Linked DNA regions of Homo sapiens: region 1 is linked to region 2. Evidence: chromatin contacts called from ENCODE Hi-C or POLR2A ChIA-PET data. All regions are on one chromosome and are shown on one strand. Each heading gives the region's core, a stretch centred on a gene start or an enhancer-like site at or near the end of the contact. The rest is flanking DNA. Distances are from core to core; before and after follow the strand shown. Region 1 holds the start of GUSB (glucuronidase beta). Region 2 holds the start of ERV3-1 (endogenous retrovirus group 3 member 1, envelope).

The links. A loop is a pair of places that touch in the nucleus more often than their neighbours do. ChIA-PET counts read pairs that join two places held with the same protein, here RNA polymerase II (POLR2A). Pooled maps may share reads with other maps.
Region 1: a loop to region 2 is called in a map of CD8-positive, alpha-beta T cell, with 11 times the contacts of the local background. The contact joins the promoter of GUSB here to the promoter of ERV3-1 in region 2. A Hi-C loop is called at or near these places in 1 of 168 maps with a recorded cell type or tissue (CD8-positive, alpha-beta T cell) and 9 of 50 pooled maps. POLR2A ChIA-PET finds 5 or more read pairs at or near these places in 1 of 52 experiments (activated CD4-positive, alpha-beta T cell).

What each region holds. Positions count from the first base shown.
Region 1 is chr7:65,980,625-65,987,967 of GRCh38, reverse strand. GUSB (glucuronidase beta) reads left to right here and starts at 5,755. Exons shown (of 12, transcript NM_000181.4): 1 at 5,755-5,994. The coding sequence starts at 5,785. RefSeq lists enhancers at 5,580-5,709, 7,166-7,343.
Region 2 is chr7:65,000,910-65,007,936 of GRCh38, reverse strand. ERV3-1 (endogenous retrovirus group 3 member 1, envelope) reads left to right here and starts at 1,250. Exons shown (of 2, transcript NM_001007253.4): 1 at 1,250-1,396. It overlaps ERV3-1-ZNF117 (ERV3-1-ZNF117 readthrough), which reads left to right and starts at 1,191. Exons shown (of 4, transcript NM_001348050.2): 1 at 1,191-1,396. RefSeq lists a silencer at 990-1,159 and an enhancer at 1,260-1,319.

The DNA of each region.
Region 1 (7,343 bases), core at 4,506-7,005, 980 kb before region 2:
GCCACCACACCCAGCTAATTTTTGTATTTTTGGTAGAGACGGGGTTTCACCATGTTGGCAAGGCTGATATCAAACTCCTGACCTCAGGTGATCCGCCTGCCTAGGCCTCCCAAAGTGCTGGAATTACAGGCATGAGCCACCCAGCCCGGCCTCTTTTTCCCTTTAAATATTGAAGTCCCCAGACCGTCTTTGGAAAAAAAAAGCATGCATCACAAATATTTCCTGTGGTTTTTATTTCTTTTTTCCTCCCACTGCATCCTCAACTTTCACAAAATGACCTCTAAAAATGACTGAGACACGCTTCAGTAATTTTCTTTGATTTACAAATGCTTACCAAATTCAGATGCTTTAATTCAGCAAAACACAACAGCTAAAACAAAGATATCAGAAAAATGTTGAATGGCTGGCCAGGTATGGCAGCTCATGCCTGTAACCTCAGCACTTTGGGAGGCCAAGGCTGGAGGATCACCTGAGGTCAGGAGTTTGAGACCAGCCTGGCCAACATGGTGAAACCCCGTCTCTACTGAAAATACAAAAATTATCCAGTTGTGGTGGTGAGCACCTGTAATCCCAGCTTCTTATTAGGCTGCGGCAGGAGAATTGCTTGAACCTGGGAGGTGGAGGTTGCAGTGAGCTGAGATTGTACCACTGCACTCCAGCCTGGGCAACAGCGTGAGACTCTGTCTCAAAAAAAAAAAAAAAAAAAAAAAAAAAAAGAAAGAAAGAAAGAAAGAAAGAAAGAAAAAAGAAAAATGTTGGATAGTATCTGTGTCTCTGAAAAAGAAACAGATCAGGCCAGGCATGGTGGCTCACTCCTGTAATCTCAGCACTTTGGGAGGCCAAGGCAGGCGGATCATGAGGTCAGGAGATCGAGATTATCCTGGGTAACATGCCTGTAATCTCAACACTTTGGGAGCCTGAGCTGGGAGGATTGCTTGAGGCCAGCAGTTCAAGGCCAGCCTAGGCAACATAGTGAAACCCTGAATACAAACTTTTTTTTTTTTTGAGACAGACTTTCATTCTTGTTGCCCAGGCTGGAGTGCAATGGTGAGATCTTGGCTCACTCCAACTTCCGCCTCCTTGGTTCAAGTGGTTCTCCGGCCTCAGCCTCCCGAGTAGCTGGGTTTACAGGCATGCACCACCATGTCTGGCTAATTTTGCATTTTCAGTAGAAATGAGGGTTTCTCCATGTTGGTCAGGCTGGTCTCAAACTCCCAACCTCAGGTGATCCACCTGCCTCAGCCTCCCAAAATGCTGGGATTACAGGCATGAGCCACCATGCCCAGACTAAAAAATGTTTTGTTTTTTTTTTGAGATGGAGTCTTGCTCCCTTCTCGCAGGCCGGAGTGCAGTGCTGTGATCTCAGCTCACTGCAACCTCCAGCTCCCAGGTTCAAGCAATTCTCCTTCCTCAGCCTCCCCATTAGCTGGGATTACAGGTGTGCACCACCACACTCGGCTAATTTTTGTATTTTTAGTGGAGATGGGCTTTTGCCATGTTGGCCAGGCTGGTCTTGAACTCCTGACCTTAGGTGATCCACCTGCCTTGGCCTCCCAAAGTGGTAGGATTACAGGTGTGAGCCACCACACCTGGCCAACAAAATGTTGTAAAAATTAGCTGGACATAGGGTCAGGCATGAAGGCTTACACCTGTAATCCCAGCACTTTGGGAGGCCGAGGCAGGCAGATCACCTGAGGTCAGGAGTTCAAGACCAGCCTGGCCAACATAGTGAAACCCCGTCTCTACTAAAAATACAAAAATTAGCCAGGCATGGTGATGCACCTGTAATTCCAGCTATTCAGGAAGCTGAGGAAGGAGAATCGCTTGAACCTGGGAGGCGGAGGTTGCAGTGAGCTGAGATTGTTCCAATGTACTCCAGCCTGGGCGACAGAGTGAGACTCCGTCTCAAAAAAAAAATACATAAATAAAAATTTTTTTAAAAATTAGCTGGGTGTGATGGCATGTGTCTGTAGTCCCAGCTACTTGGGAGGCTAAGGCAGGAGGATCACCTGAGCCCAGGTGGTCGAGGCTACAGTAAACTGTGATGCAGCCTGGGTGCAAGACACTTTCTCAAGAAAAAAAAGCCTTTGCCAGGTGGTATGGCAGAGTGATTCAGAGTGACAGCATAAACACTTGGAAACAGATTGATTAGGTCAGATTCCCAGTTCTGCATCTTACTAGCTCTGTGGTGTTAGAAAAGTTACTGAACCTTCATGTGTCTCAGTTTCCACATTTGAGAAATGGTAGTAATAATAGTACCTATCCTGTGGTTTGGTTATGGTTTGTTTGGCCCCACCAAGTGTTGTGTTGAAATTTGATTCCCCACTGGGCCCAGTGGCTCACGCCTGTAATCCCAGCACTTTGGGAGGCCAAGGCAGGCGAATCACCTGAGGTCAGGAGTTTGAGACCAGCCTCAACATGAACAAACCCCATTTCTACTAAAAATACAAAATTAGCCGGGCATGCATGCCTGTAATCCCAGCTACTCGGGAGGCTGAGGCAGGAGAATTGCTTGAAACTGGGACGCGAAGGTTGTGATGAGCCAAGATGGCACCATTGCACTCCAGTTGGGGCAACAAGAGCGAAACTCTGTCTCAAAAAAAAAAAAAGAAAAAGAAAAAGAAAAAGAAATTTGATTCTCAATGTTGGAAGTGGGGCCTTGTGGGAGGTGTTTAGGTCATAGGGGCAGGTCCCTCATGAATGGCATGGTGCCATTCTCGTGGCAATTAGTGATTCTCACTCTTTTTTCTTTTCTTTTCTTTTTTTAATTTTTTGAGACAGAGTCTTGCTCTGTTCCCCCAGGCTGGAGTGCAGTGGTGTGATCTTGGCTCACTGTGACCTCCACCTCCCGGGTTCAAGTGATTCTCCTGCTTCAACTTCTCTAGTAGCTGGGATTACAGGCACCTGCCACCATGCCTGGCTAAATTTTGTATTTTTAGTAGAGATGGTGTTTTACCTTGTTGGCCAGACTGGTCTTGAACTCCTGACCTCAGGTGATCTGCCCGCCTCAGCCTCCCAAAGTGCTGGGATTATAGGCGTGAGCCACTGCCCCTGGCCTGAATTACTGATTTTTACATACTGTATAAACGTCTGCATCCTACTTTTTCTTACTTTTGTTAAATTTGGCCTAAAGCTGCCTCATAAACAGTGAACTGTATTCTAATTTAAGCATGTCAAGATTTCACTAATGAAATATAAAAGTAAAATTTAAAAAAAGAAAATATGAAAATAAAAAAACAATGTAAACATTTGGGAGAGAGCCTTTAGGCCTTGTCAGTTCCCAGAATGTACTTATTTTCACTATGCTGGGGACTCCATTTCCAGTATTGAGGTCCATTTTCAGAAGGTGGATTTGGTGAGCATGAAAAAAGGGGGTGGGGGAGTAATCATACAAACAATTGTGTCCAGGCCAGCTTCCTAGGACATGAGGGCTCCCTCTGTATGGCAGAGGCACCTGACATCCGTAACTGTTGTGCACCCTGCGAATGACTTTATGGTCTAAGAATGTATGTTCAGAGCCCCAGCTAAGGAATCAGGAGTGGCAAGATCCTGGAAGGATGCCAATCTATGAAACCCTGAGTCAAGAGGTCAAGCTGGGCACTTGTTTTCCTTTTTCTTTTTTTTTGTAGGAGTTTCACTCTTGTTGCCCAGGCTGGAGTACAATGGCGTGATCTCGGCTCACTGCAATCTCTGGTTCAGGCGATTCTCTCACCTCAGCCTTCCCGAGTAGCTGGGATTACAGACATGTGCCACCATGCCCAGCTAAATATGGAGATGCGGTTTCTCCATATTGGTCAGGCTGGTCTCGAACTCCCAACCTCAGGTGATCTGCCTGCTTCAGCCTCCCAAAGTGCTGGGATGACAGGCGTGAGCCACCGCACCTGGCCAAGGCACTTGGTTTCTTAGATCACCCACTTGGCCCTCTTCCAAGTTGTACTTTCCTTCTTTCCTTCCTGTTCTAAAGTTTTTTAATATTTTTTTTTTTCCTGAAATGGCATCTCACTCTGTAGCCCAGGCTGGAGTGCGGTGGCGTGATCTCAGCTCACTGCAACCTCTGCCTCCTGGGTTAAAGCATTTCTCCTGCCTCAGCCTCCCAAATAGTAGGGATTACAGGTGCCTGCCACCACGCCTGGCTAATTTTTGTATTTTTAGTAGAGATGGGGTTTCTCCACGTTGGCCAGGTTGGTCTCAAACTCCTGATATCAAGTGATCCTCCCGCCTTGGCCTCCCAAAGTGCTGGAGTTTGGAGTTACAGGCCTGAACCTCTGTGCCTGGCCTGCTTTTTTTTTTAGACTGAGTCTTGCTCTCTCGCCAGGCTGTAGTGCTGTGGTGCGATCTCGGCTGACTGCAACCTCTGCCTCCCGCGTTCAATCGATTCTCCTGCCTCAGCCTCCCGAGTAGCTGGGACTACGGGCGCATGCCACCATGCCCAGCTAATTTTTTAGTAGAGATGGGGTTTCATCATATTGGCCAGGCTGGTCTCAAACCCCTGACCTCGTGATCCCCCCACCTCCGCCTCCCAAAGTGCTGGGATTACAGGTGTGAGCCACTACGCTCAGCACTGGCCTGCTTTTTAACAAGCTTTTACTACTGCTCTGCAGCTTACCTCCCTCTGGCTTTCTGCCTTATGCCCCTCAGTGCAATTCTTTCTTCTGAGGAGGCAAGAATTGAGGTTGTTGCTGATGTGTAGGGATTCACCACCCGGAACTCCACCAGTAACAGGTCGAGGATGCTAGTTGAAAATGTTATGTAAGCTGCATGCTTTTTACAAATGGTAGTGGTTCTCATGTCCAGCAATGGCCACTGCACCGTCCCTGTATGAAAGTCCCCTCCATAAATCTATGTCTCCTTTGCTGTCTCCAGATCTCCTCCTCTACCTCTCCCACACGGTGCCTTCCCTACTGGAGTAAACTGGGGTCCCGCAGGGCACCCTTTCCCTGCAATTTTTTTTTTTTTTTTGAGACAGAGTCTCGCTCTGTTGCCCAGGCTGGAGTGCAGTGGTGCGATCTCGGCTTACTGCAGCCTTTGCCTCCCGGGTTCAAGCGATTCTCCTACCTCAGCTTCCTGAGTAGCTGGGATTACAGGCACGCACCATCACGCCCCGCTAATTCTTTTTTTTTTTTTTGTATGTTTACAAAATAGGGACGGGGTTTCACTATCGTTGGCCAGGCTGGTCTCGAACTCCTGGCCTCAAGTGATCTGCCCCCCTCGGGTTCCCAAAGTGCACCTGGCCTCTCTCCCTGCATCTTTATGTGCCTGCAACACCAAGAGGGAGCTCTTGGCCCCTGGGTTAAGGTCAGGGCTCCAGAAGCCCAGGGTCAAGGCTATGGCCGCATCCCAAGGACGTGCATCCCTGCAAGAGGCTGCATCAGACAGGCATGGAAGAGGCGCCGCTGGGGCCTCCTTGAATTCCTGCTGGGAAAAGCAAGTGGAGGTGCTCCTTGAAGAAACAGGGGGATCCCACCGATCTCAGGGGTTCTGTTCTGGCCTGCGGCCCTGGATCGTCCAGCCTGGGTCGGGGTGGGGAGCAGACCTCGCCCTTATCGGCTGGGGCTGAGGGTGAGGGTCCCGTTTCCCCAAAGGCCTAGCCTGGGGTTCCAGCCACAAGCCCTACCGGGCAGCGCCCGGCCCCGCCCCTCCAGGCCTGGCACTCGTCCTCAACCAAGATGGCGCGGATGGCTTCAGGCGCATCACGACACCGGCGCGTCACGCGACCCGCCCTACGGGCACCTCCCGCGCTTTTCTTAGCGCCGCAGACGGTGGCCGAGCGGGGGACCGGGAAGCATGGCCCGGGGGTCGGCGGTTGCCTGGGCGGCGCTCGGGCCGTTGTTGTGGGGCTGCGCGCTGGGGCTGCAGGGCGGGATGCTGTACCCCCAGGAGAGCCCGTCGCGGGAGTGCAAGGAGCTGGACGGCCTCTGGAGCTTCCGCGCCGACTTCTCTGACAACCGACGCCGGGGCTTCGAGGAGCAGTGGTACCGGCGGCCGCTGTGGGAGGTGCGATCTCGGGGCAGGGCCGGGAGGCGCCCGAAAGCCCGGCGGTGGGAGTAGGGGAGCCCGGGCCCCCCGCAGACTTCTTCCCCTGGGCGTCTCCGAGCTGGGGCCCGCAGGAGGTTAAAGGTCAACGGGCTTGGGGGCGCCGGCTTGGGGGACGGGGGAACAGGAGCACCCTGGAGGGCCGGGGCGGATTAGGCAGGAGGAGAAAAGGCTCTTGCCGAGCCCTTTCCCGAGGTAAAGGCTGAGTCTGTGCAGTATCCTTCCTTTCAATATTTATTTTTAATTTTTAAAAATTTTTTTGAGACTGGGTTTGCACCTGTTTCCCAGGCTGGGGCGGAGTGGCGCCAGCCTAACTTCTGAGCTCAAGCGATTCTCCCGCCCCAGCCTTGCAATTTAGGGGGTGCCAACACGCCTGGCTAATTGAAAAAAAAAAAATTATCTGGGCTCGGTGGCTCACACCTGTAATCCCAGCACTTTGGGAGGTGGAGGCGGGCGAATCGCCTGAGGCCAGGAGTTTGAGACCAGGCTGGCCAACATAACAGGGTGAAACCTCATCTCTACTAAAAATATAAAAATTAGCCAAGTGTGGTGGTTCATGCCTGTAATCCCAGCTACTTGGGAGGCTGAGTCAGGAGAATTGCTTGAACCCGGGAGTAGAGGTTGCAGTGAGCTGAGATCAGGATGCCACTGCACTCCAACTTGGGCGACATAGTGAGACTACGTCTCCAAAAAAAAAAAAAAGGCAAAAAAACTTAAAAAAAAAAAAAAGATACAGGGTGTCACTATTTACCCAGGGTGGTCTCGAACTCCTGGCCTCAAGCCATCCTCCCACGTTGACCTCCCAAAGCGCTGATTACTGGCATGAGCCACCCACACACTCTGGCCACAGCGGCATGCACTGCACAGAGCTGGGCCCGGGGATCGGGAGAAGGTGACAGTTTAGATGTCCTGAGGTCAGCTCTGCCGAGGCAGGAAGTCCCTTGGTTTTCAAGGTTCACATAGAGGACAGGACATGACATCAGGCCCAGGACGCCACCCCTGTTCCCCTCCTGACTTGGATGTGATCTGCAGAGAAGTGGAACTGGGTGAGGTCTGGGCGGCTTTTGCCTGGTCTACATCCTCTTATTCTGACTTTGCAGCATTCAGTACAGGAGGGAAAGAGGAGGGGGCTGGGTGCCAGTGTGCACCCCACTCACAGTGTCCTAAGCAAAGCTCCCCCCATTCCTCCAACCAGCCTTCCTCCCTGTGACAGGCAGTGGCCATCTGCCTCTTAGTCACAGGTCTGAACCTTCTTGCCTCTGGCTGGGATGTGGCCCTGGGCTTGCTCCTGTCTCAGGAGATATTGTGCC
Region 2 (7,027 bases), core at 1-2,500:
TTGAACTCGTGAGCTCAAGTTATCCTCCCAGCTCAGCCTCCTGAGTAGCTGGGACCACAGGTGCACACCAACACGCCTTGCTAACTTTTATTTTTATTTTTGAGACACAGTCTCGCTCTGTCACCCAGGCTGGAGTGCAATGGTGCGTTCTTGGCTCACTGCAACCTCCACCTCCTGGGTTCAAGTGACCCTCCTGCCTCAGCCTCCCAAGTAGCTGGAATTACAGGTGCACGCCACCAGGCCCAGCTAATTTTTGTATTTTTATAGAGACAGGGTTTCACCATGTTGGCCAGGCTGGTCTTGAACTCCTGACCTCAGGTGATCCGCCCACCTCAGCCTCCCAAAGTGCTGAGATTACAGGCGTGAGCCACCGTACCCAGCCCATGGCTAATTTTTAAACTTTTTTGTAGAGATGGAGTCTCACTATGTTGCCCAGGCTGGTCTCAAGCTCCTGGCTTCAAGCAGTCCTCCCACCTCAGCCTCCCAAAGTGCTGGGATTACAGGCATGAGCCACCATGCCCAGCCGCAGAAGGGCAATTATTACACAGTGACAGTGGAAGGAACAGAGACACAGTCGGTGGATGGTGGGAAGATAAGAACATTCACTCTGAGGGCTTCTAGTAACGTTGGAGAAGTGAGCATCAGCTTAGCAGAAGGGAGGGAGGGAAGGAAGCACAGGAGGTTTGAGGAGAGAGAGAGAGGAAGTATGAAATCAGAGCTGCACTTCAATGTGGTGGCTATTGGCCATGTGTGGCTACAGGATAGCTGGAATATGGCTGGTCTGAACTGCGATGTGCTAGAAAGGTAAAATACAGGGTTAGATTTAAAGATTTAGTTCCAAGAATATATACACTACATTAATAATTACATATTGCTCCTATACTAAAATAATATTTTGGATATATTGGGTTATTAAATGGTTAGAATGAATTTCACCTGTTTCTTCTTTCTTCTTAACTACTAGAAAATTTAGAATTCACACATGGCTCACATTTTATTTCAGACGGTTGCCTTACAAGGCAAATGCCGTCTGGGGAGGGCCTGGGTCAGCTCAGGGAGGAAGCTCTGCCTGAAAAGGCTTAGGGTTCACTCTACATTCAGCCCAGCATCTGAGCACGTCTTCTGTCAATCAAGGCCTGAGAGGGTGGGGCCCTAAACATTATCCAATCAGGGACGCTGGGCTGGGACCCGTCCAATCAGGCACTCAGCTGGAGCAGACAGGACGGCTTCCGGGTTTGGTGGGGCCTTTGTCTCTGGCGGCAGCCGGAGCTTCTGGTGTAGTCTTCACTGCTCTGTGTCTTCTGCTCCTAGAGGCCCAGCTTCTGTGGCCTCGTTACCTGCAGGTATTGGGAGATCCACAGCTAAGACGCCAGGACCCACTGGAAGCCTAGAAATGGTGAGAGTGCCGGGTCCGACATCCCGAGAGAGGGGGCGGGGCTGGTTGGAACTGGTGGGAAGTGGCTGTGGCGGGACTCTGGCCTCCCCGCAGCTGGCTCCAAAATCCGCGGCCCCGAGTTCTCCTTGGCGCAGCTCGGCCCTCAGTCCCCTTCAGCCATAGGATGGCGGCCGGGCTGACAGCTCGGACCCCGGGCATCCTGTCTCCTCCCTGCGCAGTGACTGTGCCTTGTTCTGGAGTCCTCTGTGGGCAGCTCTGCCCCCACTGCCGCAGCTCTCCCCGATTGTGCAGGGACCACTGGACGGTCGTCAGGGGAGAATACTGACTCAGGATGCAGAGTTCATGAATGGGAAGAGCTTTGGTCTGCGGGGTTCCCAGTCCCCCTTTTTTTCTATTAAAAATTTGTGGAAGTCTCCGCAGAAATATTAAAGAATTTAATTAAAGAGTAATTCAAGAATTGTAGAGCACCAAGCTATGTTTTGTAGTTTGTGGTTTATGGAAGGGGCTTGAAGAAAACACTTTTATAAAGTGCATGATAAAGGAAAGCAAATTCAATAATTGGTTAGGTAAAGTTATGTAGTTTCTTAATTTGTACGATCAAGGTGGAAATTCCCTGGTCATGTAATGAGAGGTTAATTGGCAGTTTATAGTTGGTTAAGCCTGAATTTTATTTTCCCCCAATGTAATACTTTAGAAAAAAATCATTCGAGTTAGATTTTTTTGCAAGTAGCAACCCTAGGACTGGAGCCACCTCAGTCTAATTGCCTGCCACTTAATTATTTTCACACTCCACAGGGCACTGATTTTCCTCTGCATTTTTCACTTCTGTCTCAAGCAGGGTCTCAAGACTTCTCCCCATTTCCCATTCCTCCAGCCTAACTCTGGCTTGCAGTAAAATACTAAATTTCCAGTTCCTTCTGACATTCCCAAATGCCAATTTCCCCTCCCTAATTCACATTATCAACTATTTGTCCTTTAATGTACACTTTAGTGTACATTTTAGGTACCATATTTTAATTAATCATTTTTTGACAAAGCATTGGCTGGCATTTTAAAAAAGATTTGTTTTCTGTTTGTAAAGATTTCCCAAGAGAAGAAAGCAAAGAATAATCCCCTGACACTGTATTGTAAAAAATGTTCTGTGCCTCCTTTCCTTTTATTGCCTCTAGCCACAGAAACCTTATCAGAATATTTTTGGGTCAGGGTTTCCCTTTGGAAACTTTATAAGGTAATGTGTCCTCAGCCACCCTTCAGTTTTTTCCCTGGTTCTGGGTTTCAGTACTGTCTGGGGATAAATCAAGATATCCACTGTGGCTGTGTATGCTACAATGTCTAGTAAATTTCAGCTCCTGGCCTGGAATGAAACTTCGCATATCTGGGAATGGGAGACAGGACAGCCTGAAGTTGGAGTGTAGCCTCTCAAGGGAGCAGGTGGATGCCCTGAGGCTGAGAGGAGTCTCCTGGGGTACTCTTCCTTTGAAAAGCAAACCCTTAGAGAAGTTAAGATTGTCTTCAAGCAACCCGGGTTCCATTTCTCGAAGACACATTGCTGGTCAGCCAATCAGATGGTGGTAATGAGGGAAAAACAAATAATTACTGCCACCTGGATTCTCCAAGAATTATGAAAGAGAAAATAGTATCCCAAAAGACAAAAAAAAAAAAAAAAAAAAAATCAAACCTGGCCCCAGTGAGATGGTGCAGCAACTTGCAAAGTGAAATGCACCTTGGGGCACTCAATGGGGCCTAGTACAGTGTCTCTGGAGAGGGTGGTCACTGAGCACTTAAGTGAGCAGGATGGGGGTGGGAGAATCTCTCAAGGGATTGGGTGGCCTGACTTGACATATGAGTCAAACACATCTGTTTTTTAATGAGCACCGTAGCTCCCTGGGTTTGTCACCTTGAAAAGGTTTGTTCACTTATTTTGACTACAGTTTTTTAACTGTAACTTGCATTTTATTAGTAGGGCTTAAAAGGTAAGAAAATATTTACAAAGGGCATAAAAGAGGTGGGGCTCAGAAGAAAATAAATATCTAATCCTATATTCCATTCTTAAGAATACTCATTTAAGGAAGACTCTGTCTCAAAAACAAAAACAAAACTCATTTACCTTTTTCTTTCCCAGACCGAGTTTAGAAATTTTCTCAGGTGTGTGTTTTTGTTTTTGTTTTGTTTTGTTTTGAGACGGAGTTTTGCTCTTGTTGCCCAGGCTGGAGTGCAATGGCTCAGTATCAGCTCACTGAAACCTCTGCCTCTGGGTTCAAGTGATTCTCCTACCTCAGCCTCCCAAGTAGCTGGGATTACTGGCATGTGCCACCATGCACCAGCTAATTTTTTGTATTTTTAGTGGAGATAGCGTTTTTCCATGTTGGTCAGGCTGGTCTTGAACTCCCTGCCTCAGGTGACCTGCCCGATCTGCCCGCCTTTGCCTCCCAAAGTGCTGGGATTACAGGCGTGAGCCACCGCGCCCAGCCAGGTGTGTTTTTTTAATGACTTGGTGACATCCAACAGAATTCCAAGGCTTAGTTTTTAGAGTGCTACAAAGGAAAAAAATAGGGAAAATCTCTCTTCCATTTTGGCTGTAGAAAATGAATACATTTCCATAAGAAAATGTGGTAGATAATTGGTGAGTTACATTCATGAAAACATCAGTTCCTCTTTTTGCAGGGTACATTTGTTACAGGGAATACCTCTGTTCTGTACTCTATCATCTTGATATGTGATGTTAATGCTAAATTTTATGAGAGGAAACTTGGTATCTCCTAGAAGTGCTCCCATATGACTAATTGTTTACTACATGATTTTTAATGGAAATAATAACATATTGTCTTAAAGGAATAAATGCTTTTGTATTTCTTATTGAGGTATGAAATGTAAGTACCGTAAAATTTCCTTCCCTTATATAAACAATGTGTTTGAGTAATTTTTCTGAATTTTTCAGTTTCAAAAACCAAGTGAATAACTCTGACATGGAAATTAAAGCTTGTGCCCAGTGACCCCAAGCTAATGCTAATATTGAGCCTGCAAAAAGCGGGGAGGTTCTTTCTTTCTTTTTCTTTTTTCTTGACAGAGCCTTGCTCTGTTGCCCAGGCTGGAGTGCAGTGGTGAGATCTTGGATCACTGCAGCCTCTGCCTCCTGGTTCCAGCAAATCTCTTGCCTCAGCCTCCCAGGTAGCTGGGATTACAGGCAGGTGCCACCACACCCAGCTAATTTTTGTATTTTTAGTAGAGACGAGGTTTCACCATGTTATCCAGTCTGGTCTCAAACTCCTGACCTCAGGTGATCCTTGGTCTCCCAAAATGTTGGGGTTACAGGTGTGAGCCACTGCACCCAGCCAGGGAGGGAGGGTATTAAAGGCTCAGTTCATTCTTTCTAGGAAACCTTCCCTGCAGATGTCCCAGCCTGCTCACTCTAGCCATGGAAGAAGCCTTTATACTGAAAAAAGTGACAGAGCCCTGGAAAGCTGGGGACCCACAGACAGATGCAGTTAACATTAAGATGGAATGGGACTGGGAGGGTCTTACTGCAGATGAAATTGTTACTGTTTTGAGGCAGTTTCTAGACTTTGTAAAATGAGCTAAATTAGGTTTATGTAAAAAAATTGAATTCTAAAAGAGTGTTGCAACAGAACGAAGTACCAACTATAAGAGCTTTAAGGATTGCAAAGTTTAAACAGATAAAGGCTTTCTTTCTTAGGGAGGAGCAAAAAAGATTAGAAGGTCAGAGGGGAATAGCAAATGGAGGATGAAAAAAAATCAGATTTTAGATCAGAAATTGTTTTACCATGAAGTCAGCAAGTTTTTAGGAGGAACATAAAATGGGGCTGTATGTTGGCTCAGACTGAGAGTAGCTCAAAGTTCAGGAGCCTGTGGAAAGGAGATAAACTTAAGTAAAGTTTGATTAAGAAGTATTTTAGGCTGGGCACAATGGCTCATGCCTGTAATCCCAGCACTTTGGGAGGCCAAGGCCGGGGGATCACTTGAGGTCGGGAGTTCGAGACCAGCCTGGCCAACATGACGAAACCCCATCTCTACTAAAAAAAAATATAAAAATTAGCCAGGCATGGTTGCATGTGCCTGTTATCCCACCTACTCTGGAGGTTGAGGCAGGAGAATTGCTTGAACCTTGGAGGCAGAGGTTTCAGTGACCCAAGATCGTGCCACTACACTCTAGTCTGGGCGACAGAGTGAGACTCCATCTCAAAAAACAAACAAAAAAGCATTTTATTTTGACCACTGAAGACAAATTTAGCTAATTTTTTAATACAAAAAAGAAGAAAATGTGCAGAGTCAGTGTCTGGTTATGTGATAAGTCAGACAAGAGAGCACCATCTAAGTCATAATGAAAGGATGTTTCTTTCCATAAACTGTTCCTGGAGAACACAAAGGATAGAGAATTTTATTAACGCTATTTACCAGGATTATCTATGTGCTTCATCTTTCCCCACGTCTTTTCTTTGTCCTATACATTTTTTCCACTTGAGTTTTCTGGGTTGTATTTTGTATAATAAATGGGTAAACATAACTACAGTATTTTGCTGAGTTCTGTGAGCAGCTCTATAAAATTATTGAACTTGAGAGATTTATGGGAGTCCTGAATTTTTAAACAGTAGCTCAAAAGCATAGATGGACCTATAGGGTTTGTGACTGGTGTCTGCAGTGAAGACAGTGTTGTGAGATTGAGCCCTGGATCAGGGTCTGTGCTGACTCTTAAGTGGGGTCATAATTCAAATTTTAGACAATGTGTTGGTTTTGAAGAATTGCTTGGTGTTCAGCAAACATTACAGTTTTGGTGCCAGAAGAAAGACATCTCAGAGGCCTGGCCTGGAATGGAACTCTGGGTGTCTGGGAATGAGAGACTCTGCTCTCCTGTACACAGGCTGTCACACTGCCCATTGTCCTGGGATTTGAGGTCTCCTCCCACTCCCACTGTGAGAGAGGACTGAAAACTTAGAGGAAAGGAGCTCTTATAGCAGACCTCCTTTTCCCACCACTGCCACCTCAGGATTTCCACCCACTCACAAACATACCCACTAGACATTGATGTGTTCACACCTCCCAGGACTAGGCACCACCTTAGGAATTTCACCACAGCATTTTTCATCCTGGTGTTTCTTGCCAAAAACCCACAAAAGTGTCTACGAGTCTCCTGACATATTCCTATTCCCAGACACTGAATCTGCAGCAGCAACCTGTTCTCTCCACCAATCTAGGATTCTGGACCACCTGTTCATAATCTCATCTGCCTGCATGGACACAGAAATAAATCAGAGGACAATCCCACCTGGACCACTATCTGTAGCACAAACCATTCCTTACACGTACATTATGCTATCCCCCACCCACGAATTTTTTATTTTTGGTTCAGGGGTACACATGCAGATTTGTTATGTGGGTGAAATTGTGTCACGGGGGGTTTGGCATGCAGATTATTTTGTCACTGAGGTACTAAGCATAGCACCAAACAGGTATTCTTTGATCCTTTTTGTCCTTTCACCCTCCACCCTAAACTAGGCCTCAGTGACCGTTGTTTCTCTCTTTGTGTCCATGTGTTCTTATTATTTAGCTCTTACTTAGAAATGAGAACATGCATTTGGTCTTCTGTTTCTGCATTAGTTTTCTAAGGATAATGGT